Regions from separate parts of the Homo sapiens genome. Here region 1 is linked to region 2. The links are chromatin loops, found by intact Hi-C in ENCODE. Cell type or tissue: dorsolateral prefrontal cortex. All regions are shown on one strand. Each heading gives the region's core, and the rest is flanking DNA. Links, peaks and the distances in the headings are about the cores only. Region 1 has its middle 390 kb from the start of LINC01170. Region 2 overlaps LINC01170 (long intergenic non-protein coding RNA 1170).

The links. Peaks named below come from ENCODE experiments on the same cell type or tissue, not always from the same donor. Only the 100,000 strongest peaks of a DNase experiment are listed, where the experiment ranks them.
Region 1: a loop joins it to region 2, with 2.1 times the contacts of the local background. A loop is called at or near these places in 1 of 110 quality-filtered maps.

What each region holds. Positions count from the first base shown.
Region 1 is chr5:124,047,814-124,053,200 of GRCh38, reverse strand. No RefSeq gene overlaps it. Among named protein-coding and RNA genes, the nearest start is that of LINC01170, 390 kb to the left of the region's middle. In dorsolateral prefrontal cortex, for the core only: a CTCF peak has its summit at 2,990; no DNase peak of the experiment used is centred there.
Region 2 is chr5:124,125,716-124,131,095 of GRCh38, reverse strand. The region is part of intron 4 of LINC01170 (long intergenic non-protein coding RNA 1170); the gene reads left to right. Among named protein-coding and RNA genes, the nearest start is that of LINC01170, 310 kb to the left of the region's middle. In dorsolateral prefrontal cortex, for the core only: no CTCF peak of the experiment used is centred there; a DNase peak (open chromatin) is centred at 3,025; H3K4me3 peaks cover 1,172 bases; H3K27ac peaks cover 2,559 bases.

The DNA of each region.
Region 1 (5,387 bases), core at 98-5,097, 78 kb after region 2:
CCTCTCAAAAGGATACCATTGCCTTCATGCCTCATATTGCATTAGAAAAAACATATTTTGAATGAGAAAAACTTGGATTCAAAGTCCAGGTCTGCAGCCTGCTGGATACCTTTGGACAAGTGTAAAACTTTTTGAGCCTCAGTTTTCTTATTTATAACATTATGTAATCAATTAATATTCTTTCTATTACCAGACACAGAAAACTCAATCCAGTCAAGCTCAAGAAAACAAAAAGGGGATATATTGGCTCAAGTGCCTAAAATCAGTGTTGGACTGAATTCAGGGTTCAGTTTGATTCAGAATCCAAAAGACGTCATGAATATTCAGTTACGGTCTCATTTATCTTTCCCATATATCAGCTCCCCTTGCTCTATGTTGGTTCCATTCTCATACAGGCTCTCTCTCTGTGGTGGCAAGTCACTTCTAGCAGCTTCAGTCTATGACCTTTGAGGTTAAAGACCACTTTTCAGCTTTCCAAAGACAGGCCATTACTAACCACTTTCTGTGTCCCAGGGCATAAAGTGTTACAGCATAGCTGAGGTTGACACAAACTATTTCCTGGAGCTGAAGATAGAGCCTGTCATAGTCTGTTTTGTGTTGCTATAACAAAATATGGAGATTGGATAATTTATAAGAAACAGAAATTTATTTCTCACAGTTCTGGAGGCTGGGAAGTCTGAGATCAAGCTGCTGGCAGATTCAATTGTCTGATGAGGACTGCTGCCTGCTCCCAAGATGGTGCCTTACTACTATTTCCTCCAGAGGGGAGGAATGCTGTGTCCTCACGTGGCAGAAGGCAGAAGGGCATGCTAGCCAAATGCTGTGTGAAGCTGCTTTTGTAAGGGACTTAATCCCATTCACAGAGGAGGAACTCTCATGGCCTGATCACCTCTTAAATGCCCCACTTCTTAATACTATCACATTAGCAACACCTGAATTTTGTAGAGGGCACACATTCAAACCACAGCAAGCCCCATTCAAACAGATGGACAGAGAGCGGAGCCTGCTTATCCAAGAAAAGGAAACAGATACTAGGGAGGCAAAGACAAATGTCCACTGCATGATAATGCTAGTACTCAACTCACAGAGTGGTTATCAGGACCTAATGTGTGTTTGTAAAGCCCATAGAGAATTGCAGAATTCTATGAATGGTGGGTATTGTATTTGATATGTTTCTATTGGTACAAACCTGGGAGAACTCTAAACTGTACAGACTTTGTAGCATGTAAAAACACTGCTTCCGTCTTAGCTTTAACTCTCCCAGGTCTTTCCCTTTCTTACTCACTGTATGTTTTTCTGAAAGAACTGGCCTTAGAATAGTTCACTGAAGTTCGGTCTCTTGCCAGTCAAATGTGCTCTGATTTATGTAGCTAAGTACCTGGCTAAATAGTCTCAGGCATTGGAGGACACTGTGTCAGATCAGGAATACAAATATATATTTTAGAAAAAAAATTTCAGGTGAATTTTTAAAAATGATGAGCTATTAGAAGATTTATCTTAGATAGTTTTATCCAAAGATGGCCAACATCATCTTGATATATCATTTTTGTGTAATCAAGCTGTCCTAAAGAAAATGAATAGAAGTGATTCAAAGTGAAATTTTGGCAAATTGAAATGATAGTAGGATAAATTTTAATTAAAATTGAAATGATGGGAGTTACAAGAAGGGAAAAAAAAAAAACAACCATAATGGAAATTCTGAAAGATTCTATAATCAGCTTATCTTGCATGACAGAATTAAAAGCAATTAATGAAACAGATTGGCATCTGGGGTAAAGGTAAACACAACACCCACTACTCTAAGCTGCTTATTGCATTGTTTTAGTTCTATGCCCAAACTTTCTTCTTTCTTCTTCTTTCTAACTTCTTTTTCATCATTTTTATACTCTATTTTCAATGAAACTTTTGGGCTTGTCTATGACATCTGTGCTTGTAACTTAATTCAGTCTGCCTAGGGAGAAAACAAAGTCATGAGCGTGTGCGTGCATACACACACAGTGGTGATAGTGGTGAGGTGATATCGGAGATGTTGGAATTAGAGATTCTGAAAATAGAAGTTATTCTATTGGCAAAATCATTTTAAGCACATTGGAATTGTAAGAGATTGTTGGGAAAGAATATCCCTAAAAATCCACTGTGGCAATCCAAGTACCAAACAAAATCTTGGATCCTAGCTTTGATGGAGACTGAGAACATTGTTATTATTAATGTAAAACAGAGTGTTCAATTCTTGCAACTGCATCTTAAAGGAAAGAATGAGAAAATCACTATCAGGAGAGAGGAAAGAAGATGAGGTAGCAAAAGACAGTTAACTCCTAAGAAGGGATTTATGATAGCCACATAAAATTTATGCCCAAGTATTTCTGAATAGTTTTTCAAGTCATTCTATTTTATGTTTTTAATCCCAATTTTTTTGAAAGTTGAGGATATTTGCATAGTCAAATGTTTTTCTCTGCTATGCCAACTGCCTGGTTAGACAGTTGAGGATTACTTCTCGTTCTTTGGCTGCTGGCATTAGCCTTCAGTGGGGAGGGGAGGCAAATGTACTGAAATACTGACTTGGAAAAACACTAGAAATTTTTGAACAAATATTTAGTGGTAAGTCACATTTCAGCCCTCTCAACTCTGGCAGAGTTCCATATACATGGAACTAAATGAAAACGGAATACAAATCAAATGAGGGAGAAAAGAAGAAAAACTATTCAAGCCAAAGACTATGTAGGTATTATAAGAGTGGTATTTACTTTCTCATCTACATCTCGAATCATAAACAATGATTCATTCAAATGATGATCACTCCTTAAAATGTTAGTCTTCTAGCAAGCACTCCCAATTCTTTATATTTTTCTAAACATCACAGCAAGATTTTTGTCCATCAGTACTGTTACAGATCATCATTATGAGCATAAGCCAACTTGGCTTCAGCCCCTTTAATTGGAGCTAAGCAGAGAGGTTAATATACTGACAATAATTGAATTTTACCCATGAACAGCACTGCCATCTAGACAGAAAGACAGAAAATGATATTTAATATCAACAATAATATTTATGGAGTGCTTGCTAAAGGCTGTTTTCCAGAGATTATTCCAATCAATATGTATATATCAACCCTCTCAAGTAAGTGTAATTACCCCCAGTTTTTCAGGTGAGGAACCTGAGCCTCCAAGAGATGAAAGTAACCTGGCTACTAACAGAATTTCATCCCAAGACTTCTGGCTCCAAAGCCATATTTTTAACGACTCGTGCTATAATCAGGGGTGAACCTTGGTTAATACTGGATTTTTAAACAAATTGACATTCTTATGCCCTGTTTTGGAGATGAGACATGTCGGTAGTCACTTTAAAGTCATCACACTCTTCTTAAGCTGTGGAGTGAGGAATAGAAGTGCCTTTTCCAATTGACCTGAATGCATTGTTAGCCTACTTACTGAATGTTTTCATTGCAGCTCCCCCCATTTATGCTTTATTGACAATTTCCCATTTCTAGAATGGAATCTTGGTCAGATTTCTTAACTTTCCAGCCAATTTTGGTTCAAGACATTCTCAGGTGTTTTTGTAAAACTTGATTTTGTTCATTTTATAAAATCAGTCTCAATCTCAATTCTGAGCTAATCTTCTTTTCCTAACCTTTCCCCACTTGCCTCATTTATGCTCACCCCCCTACTCCACCAGAACCAGCCTTGGTTTCATTTTAGTGGCTTGAATTGGCTCACTGGTATCTCGCCAACTTAGATTGTAGTATCACTAGCAACCTGGCCCTCAACTTTGGGCCAATTAAATGATGCAGAAAAATCCAATTTGCCATCTTGTAACATGTATATACAGGTTTCATTTTGTACTTCAGTACTTGAGGGTTTAGAGGATTTCCCAAGGAATTGTTCTCTAGGCCTGGTCACGTCAGTCAGGACATACCTACTAGATATTTGCCTAATAAGATACATACTTTAGGGGCCTGTTCACTCTTTGAAAAATGACTTTAGGAAGGTAGATGAGGCACAAGGCTCGATTTACTGTGTTTTAGTTTATTTTAAAATAATCAACAATCTAATAAGAGTGACACTAAATGGAAAGGTGGAAGGGAAATATTCCTTTATGTTATTCTTCTTTATTCATGAAGGCCTTAAAGCATGTCTTTAAATCAAATGGACTTTAGCCCTATTCACTAGCATTATTTTTCAGAGGATATACAAATAGATACTTTAGGCGCGATTAAATGTGCACCTATAGCTGGTTCTTGTTTTTCATTATGCTCAACTCCAACTTAAGTTACTATGGCCCAAGAAAACACGCCAAAGACTACAGGCCTACACTCTCAATGGCTTCCTCATTAGATTTTCTATATTGTCAACCTAAAACTACTTACCTTGAAGTTTGTGAGACTTCCAGGGAAGACCATACTTTCTAAATATGATCTTCCACTAATCAAATCCACTGTTTTAAACTGCCTTGTTTCACTAGGGGCCATGGATGTGTTTTCCTCTATGGTCTGTCTATTCAAACTCTTGCTTTCCATTAGGATACAGGTCAAATGTCACCACCGCTGCTAGTAAGTAGAACCCACCTCTCTGACAAGGTTAGTGAAGTTCCAGTGGAAGCGAAGTACAAAATATTTATTGAAAAAGTGTGTGATTCATAGGAGTCACTACAATCCTTTAAGAAGAAAGATGAACATGTGTATATCTGCATGGCATTTTTGTCTTATTGTTGATGATTTAAAAAAAAAAAAAACATTGCCCTATAAATAAAAATATGATGGGGTACAAAACAACTAATCAGAATTTGTAAAGACTTGTAGAAAAGAGACAAGAAAATAACAGACTGCTTCAAAGACAAGAAAGGGGATTAAAAGGAATAAGAAAAAGTCAAATTAAAAAATTGCAAAGAAAGAAAACTTAATTTTTATTCAAATTGGAGTAAAGTTTTACATAAACTATAAAAGAAGATAAGAGCATTAAATAGATTATTGATTTTAGTAGGAAAAAAATGAGGAAAACAGGGAAAGGAGGCTAATCAAATCCTGTTAAAAATAGTTAGAATGTTTGAAAATTTAAAAATTTATAAATTTGTGACTGCAAAGTAAACAAGCAGTCAGTAAAAATAGTACCAAGTAAATGTTTTTAATTCAGAAAAAATCAGATATATGTACAATATACCTGTTATATCAAATATAGACTTGGAACAAAAATGGCATTGTTATTAAAAACTAAAGAAGAAGACAACTCAAACTGTTGTGGATGCTTGCGCAGGAGTTCAAAGAAGTCTATTTATGTCTGCCATTGTATAAGATCCTTCCTTGTCTTCGGGAATCCAGAACTGGTTTTGTTTAATGAGTATAATTTAAATTCCAAGAATAATAATCATATAATACATTTGAAGAAAATACAGCT
Region 2 (5,380 bases), core at 381-5,380:
ATGCCATGCGTCTCCCCTGCAGAGAGGCTGCTGCTTGCTGAGCCCTGGTGTGATAAGGGGCATAAATCACAAATCGTGTCACCCTGGCCAAGAAACAAGACATCTCTCAGTACTACCTCCCATAAGCAGATGCCACAGAGACTGCCAGATTCAAAGTCACTCTTGCCCTCTATCTGAAACAGCAACCCTTTGAAGAGAGCCCCTGGTCCCATGTGTGTTTGCAGCTCCCTATTTATAATCTGCAGGTTATTCTAGCAACTAACAATATCATTTTGGTAGTTACTAAGAGTAATAAAGCACCCTCTCTGTCGTGATCTGCCTATTTTATGACACTGGCTGGCTGGTGTCTCATAGTTTAATTACTTTAAGTCAATCATGTACATTGTTATGTTGATACTACTATTACTACCAATAAGAAGCCTCAAGTATTGAGGCCTATGGGCTAAGGCACCATACGTTATTTCAATATTCCTAACAACCTTACAAGCAAAGTATTGTTATTACCATTACATGAACTTGAGTGCAATGAGGCACAAGAATGTTAAAGTTTGAATGTTAGCCCTTGGTGGGGCAGGGCCTGGAACTCCAGCCAGTTTGATTCCAGCTCCAGGTATTTGACTCTGTACCAAACTACTTGGGGCTTTTAGAAAAAAATCCTTGTAAGAAAAGGTGAATTACAACACATAATAGTATTTACATTCTTCCTTTCTTAAAGTATCATTAGAAAAACTTGATCATTTTTCATAAAAGACTTTAAAAAATAGATTGCCAACTCTCTTGCATTGTTAAACAGAGACTCTTCAGGGCCATCCCAGAAAGAGCATCACATTTTCTGGAGAAACCTGGGCTTTGGAACCAGCCAAATCAGGGCTTTAAAGCTGAGCTTATTGACTTACCAGTTGTGTGACCCTGAGCAAAGATTTAACCTCTTGGAACCTCAATTCACTCATCTGTGGAAAATGAAAACAAACAATACTGACAACTTTGTGGCACTATTCTGATGAAGAAGTGAGATGATGTGTGTCAAGTACCAAGACGAAAATAGCAATTATGCTCCATTATTGTGAGTCTGAGATACAGTGATTATTTCCTTTTGCCTTATGGATTCTTTTGCTTTGAGAAAGCAAGAGAAAGAAAGAATGGATTTAAGTGTTCTAGTGTGAGAACCGGTCAGAATGAAATAGATGGTTGCTGTTTGTTGTGAGCAGTCTGCAAAGTGAGAGCAGCACCCAGAAAGCAGGCGGGACGGACCGTGGCATCCAACGCCCCTTCAGCCTCAGAATAGTTTGCTCTGCATAAAGCCAGCCGAGAGATGTCTATCCTAGGCATTCGGGGCCTTGGGATCCCCCAGCTAGTCTATCTGAACACTGCTGGTCCCAGGAACCCCTCACAGTGGCAGGTCTGAGCTGGAGAGAAGGGCCAGGGACTTAGGGGATGTGATCAGAGGTCCTGCAGCAAGTCAAGTTCAGGGTAGTGATGCACTTCTGGGTCCACTGGGTCACCTGTGCCTACTCCTGCTGTTCAAATAGGGGATGGTGACTTTTCAAGTTTCATAGTTCAGAAAGTATATCAGAAGGGAGGCTTAGGGGCCAGTCTTAGTGTTTCTGTGATCTAGCTGTGCGACCTGGGTTAAGTAGCTGTGCCTCACTTTTCTATTCTATAAAATGGGCATAGCAAGACCCATGCACTGTTCTGTGGAGAGAATAAATGTGAGAATGATCATAAATGCACTCCAAAAGTTTAACACTGCTGAAACACTGCTCACCTTTTTGTCATCCATACTCCACCTGATCCATTAAATATGTTGTAATGTAGTTCATTGTTATTATGATATCATCAACTATTTTACAGGATAGAGAATAGGGACAAAAGAAATTAAGTGATTTGCTCAGGGTTGCATGGCAAGTCGATGCAGGGAGGGTTTCTGGCCTTGGAGGCTGTGCCTGCTCTTGCCAGAGCATGGAGACCCTCCTGAAGCCGGCCTTGCACACTTAGTCAGCTGGCATGCTCCATGTGCATCTTCCTGGAGCATGTGGTCTCTTGGTGCTGCTCATGGAAGCAGTTGCCTTGCACAGATGTCTGAGAACTCTCGCTGTGGGTCTCACTCTGGATCCTTGTGCAGTAACCCTCCCCTAATCTTTCCCATAAATAATGATGAGCCAGACCCTGACTTTCTCTTTGACTGGCCCATCTCCCCAGTTACTCCCTCTTCCCTATAGTGCACAAACTATGAAAAATTACAGTTCATTCACACTTTAGGCCCTGGGTAGCTGAATCCAGTGCCTTCAACACTTAGCCCTCTTTGTTCCTCCACCGCAACCCAACCTGCCTGCACCCTCTTTGTGTGTATATGTGTGTTTGTGTGTTTCTATTTAACTAATAAACTTTATGCTTTAGAGCTGTTTTACGTTCATGGCAAAACTGAGTGGAAAGTACAGAGAGTTGCACATATCCCCTGTTCCACACACCACCTTCTTTTTTGAAGCTATGATAACAATGCAACTTTCCTAACGGGCGCTTTGTACATGGAAGGCTCCTTCCCAATTGAACTGCCATAGCACAATGCAGTAAAGACTCTGTAACAATAGCTGATGTACTGCACATTACAATTCTAATCATATATTTTATTGGAAGCTGTATACCTCTTAGAGCCAGCATTTCATTTGCCTCCTTTGCCTTATAGAAACACTGCTGCTGTGACAACGGGCAGCAGTAAAGCTAATGGTCTTTTCCAAATTCCTTCTTAGATTCAAAGGGAGAAAAAGTGTGAAGGAGAGGGAAAGAAAAAAATCACACAGTCATTTCCAGCTATTTGTGTTAAAATACAAAGAAAACAGGGCACATTCAAAAATGGTATGCCGGGAAGCCTCCATTAATATTTATTTTGGCATTAATATTGATAAGAAAGTACTTTGTAGCTGGGCTTTGTTGCCTACCCCAGTATCCTCAAGCTCCCTGTTATTCAAGCTGGTGGCCATTAGCTTGCGTCTTCCTCTGTACCCAGAGCCTCTGAGAGACTTGGCGGGCCTCCAGCTCACTTACGCTTAAATGGACACTCAAGCTCCGACGGACACACAGCTAAATAGAGGCCAATAATTCAATACAGTATGACTGTACTGGGGCTGCTAGTAAATCCATCAAGCAGTAAATATCATCTGAAGCCAATGCAAGCTTTTATCTTTCCAATTTTTTTGTATGTCTGAGCGAAGCCCAGGCATTCAGCGAATCATGTAATTTATTCTGCAGTGCCGAGCCTGGGCTGTCTCAGACATCATATTGACTTTTTTTTTCTCCCATCTGTCAGGGGCAGTCAGCAGCTCTGCTATTGTGAGAGCGCATCACATTACATCTATTTATTTATTTATTTCCGCTGCTTCTTTGTAGCATGATTGGGCAAGAACGCATTATCTCAGATCAGCGAATACTAAGAAAAGCATCTGAACATCATTACGACAGCATGTTAAACATTTGTCCTACCCAGTTTGTTAAATCAGCAAATGTATTTCCAGCAAATGCTTGTAATTGTTCATAAAGGGCTCCCTACTGCAGGGTTTTACTAAGCTGAAAATATGGCCTGTTATTTTCTTCAGCTCTTTAGGTCAGCGGTGATTCCAATATATTGTAAATAATGCTGAACAGCTGGTGTACTGACTTGGTGTGTGTGTGTGTGTGTGTGTGTGTGTGTGTGTGCGCCTCTGTCTGCATATGCATGTGTCTGCACACAACCACACACCTGGCTATAGCTCTGCATGTTGCACACATATTTTGTGCACATGTAAATGATTGTATAGGTCAATGCGGTATAAAGTACTGTATATGGCCAGGCAGGCCCAACACTTTGGGAGGCTGGGGTGGGAGGATTGCTTGAAGCCAGCAGTTCAAGACCAGTCTGGGCAAGAAAGTGAGACCCCTGTCTCTACAAAAAATAATGTAAAAAACGTAATTAGCCGAGTGTGGTGGTGTGTGCCTGTAGTTGTAGCTATTCAGGAGACTGAGGTGGGAGGATCCCTTGAGACCAAGAGTTTGAAGCTGCAGTAAACTATGATCGTATCACTGCATTTCAGCTTGGGTGACAGAGCGAGACCCCATCTAAAAAAAAAAAAAAAACAGTGCTGAATATTAACTTCACAAAGTTAATGATTAGGTTATGGTTTACAATGGTTAGAGAATGTCCTGCTTCCTAATCAATCAAAATTTAGCCTGAGAACAAAGCTCTTTTGGTTACAGTTGCTGTCTTCTTGAAAACTTAAAAAGTGTAGCTCCTAAATTTAAATGTTATTTATGATTCTCTTGCTCTTCTTCCTGTATAAACTTCAAATCGAAGAGACAAATAGGAGGAAGCCCCTCTTTTCACAGTGGGGTTTGAGACTGCTACTGCTGGACAGAGCCATCAGACATCTACTGATTGGATGATGACACCCCAAGTAAGATGCTTCCCCCTAGGATACCCCCCAAAGCAACTAACTCTTTCTCAAAAGCCAGGTGTGCTTCTGAGACTCATCCTGATTGACTTGATTCCATTTGAATTTGATTCATGTCCTACTCTAGATGCATGCATCAAAGAAAAGTGTTTTAGAAGTTTCTTGATTTTCTTTAATAGGCATCATAAATGTACTTCACAGAAACACCAATGCAGGATATGCAAATGGAGCCGGACTTAGAGTCAGCCATGTTGTTTGCCCAACTTCTCTTTACAAACAATGTTTAAAACCAAAAAATCCCACACCTTTTTATAAATGACTGTAAGTAAGGCCGTTGATATTTTGAGAAGCAGTGAAATCGACATTGTTTTAAGAACTTGGCTCTTCTGTATACGTATGATCAATTTTTAAAAATGGCATCCTATTCCTTTGGATAACTGCATTCATTGAAAAAATACTTGTGGTTTGTACTTGATAAAGAATATCTTTCTATGGACTGATTGTGAAAAATGACTTTGTATTTTATACTCCATTATTAGTGTCACCACCTTAGAAAATATCAAATTGGCTTTCCCATCTACATCTGACCAGGAGAATCTGGGTAAACATGAGTTTTATTCTAAGATTGGATAGAATTATGGCTCACATCCTTGGGTGCATAGTTGGGCACACTCTCCCTCTCCACACAGCAGAGAGCATCAATGCATATGTTTAATTTCCCTTTATTAACCTCCAGTTAGAAAGTCCTGCACAGTACATGCGGCTTTTAGTATTCCAAAGAGCAGACACACTGTCTTTCTAAAAAAGCATATTAAAAGGCAACTCACTGAGTCATTTTCTAACACCTGAGAGCAATTAATGTAAGCAGAGACAGGAAACATCATCAATTATTTAAAATAAAATGAATATGTAATGCTGACCTTCTCCAACTGCCATCAGTTTTATACTTACACCTGAAT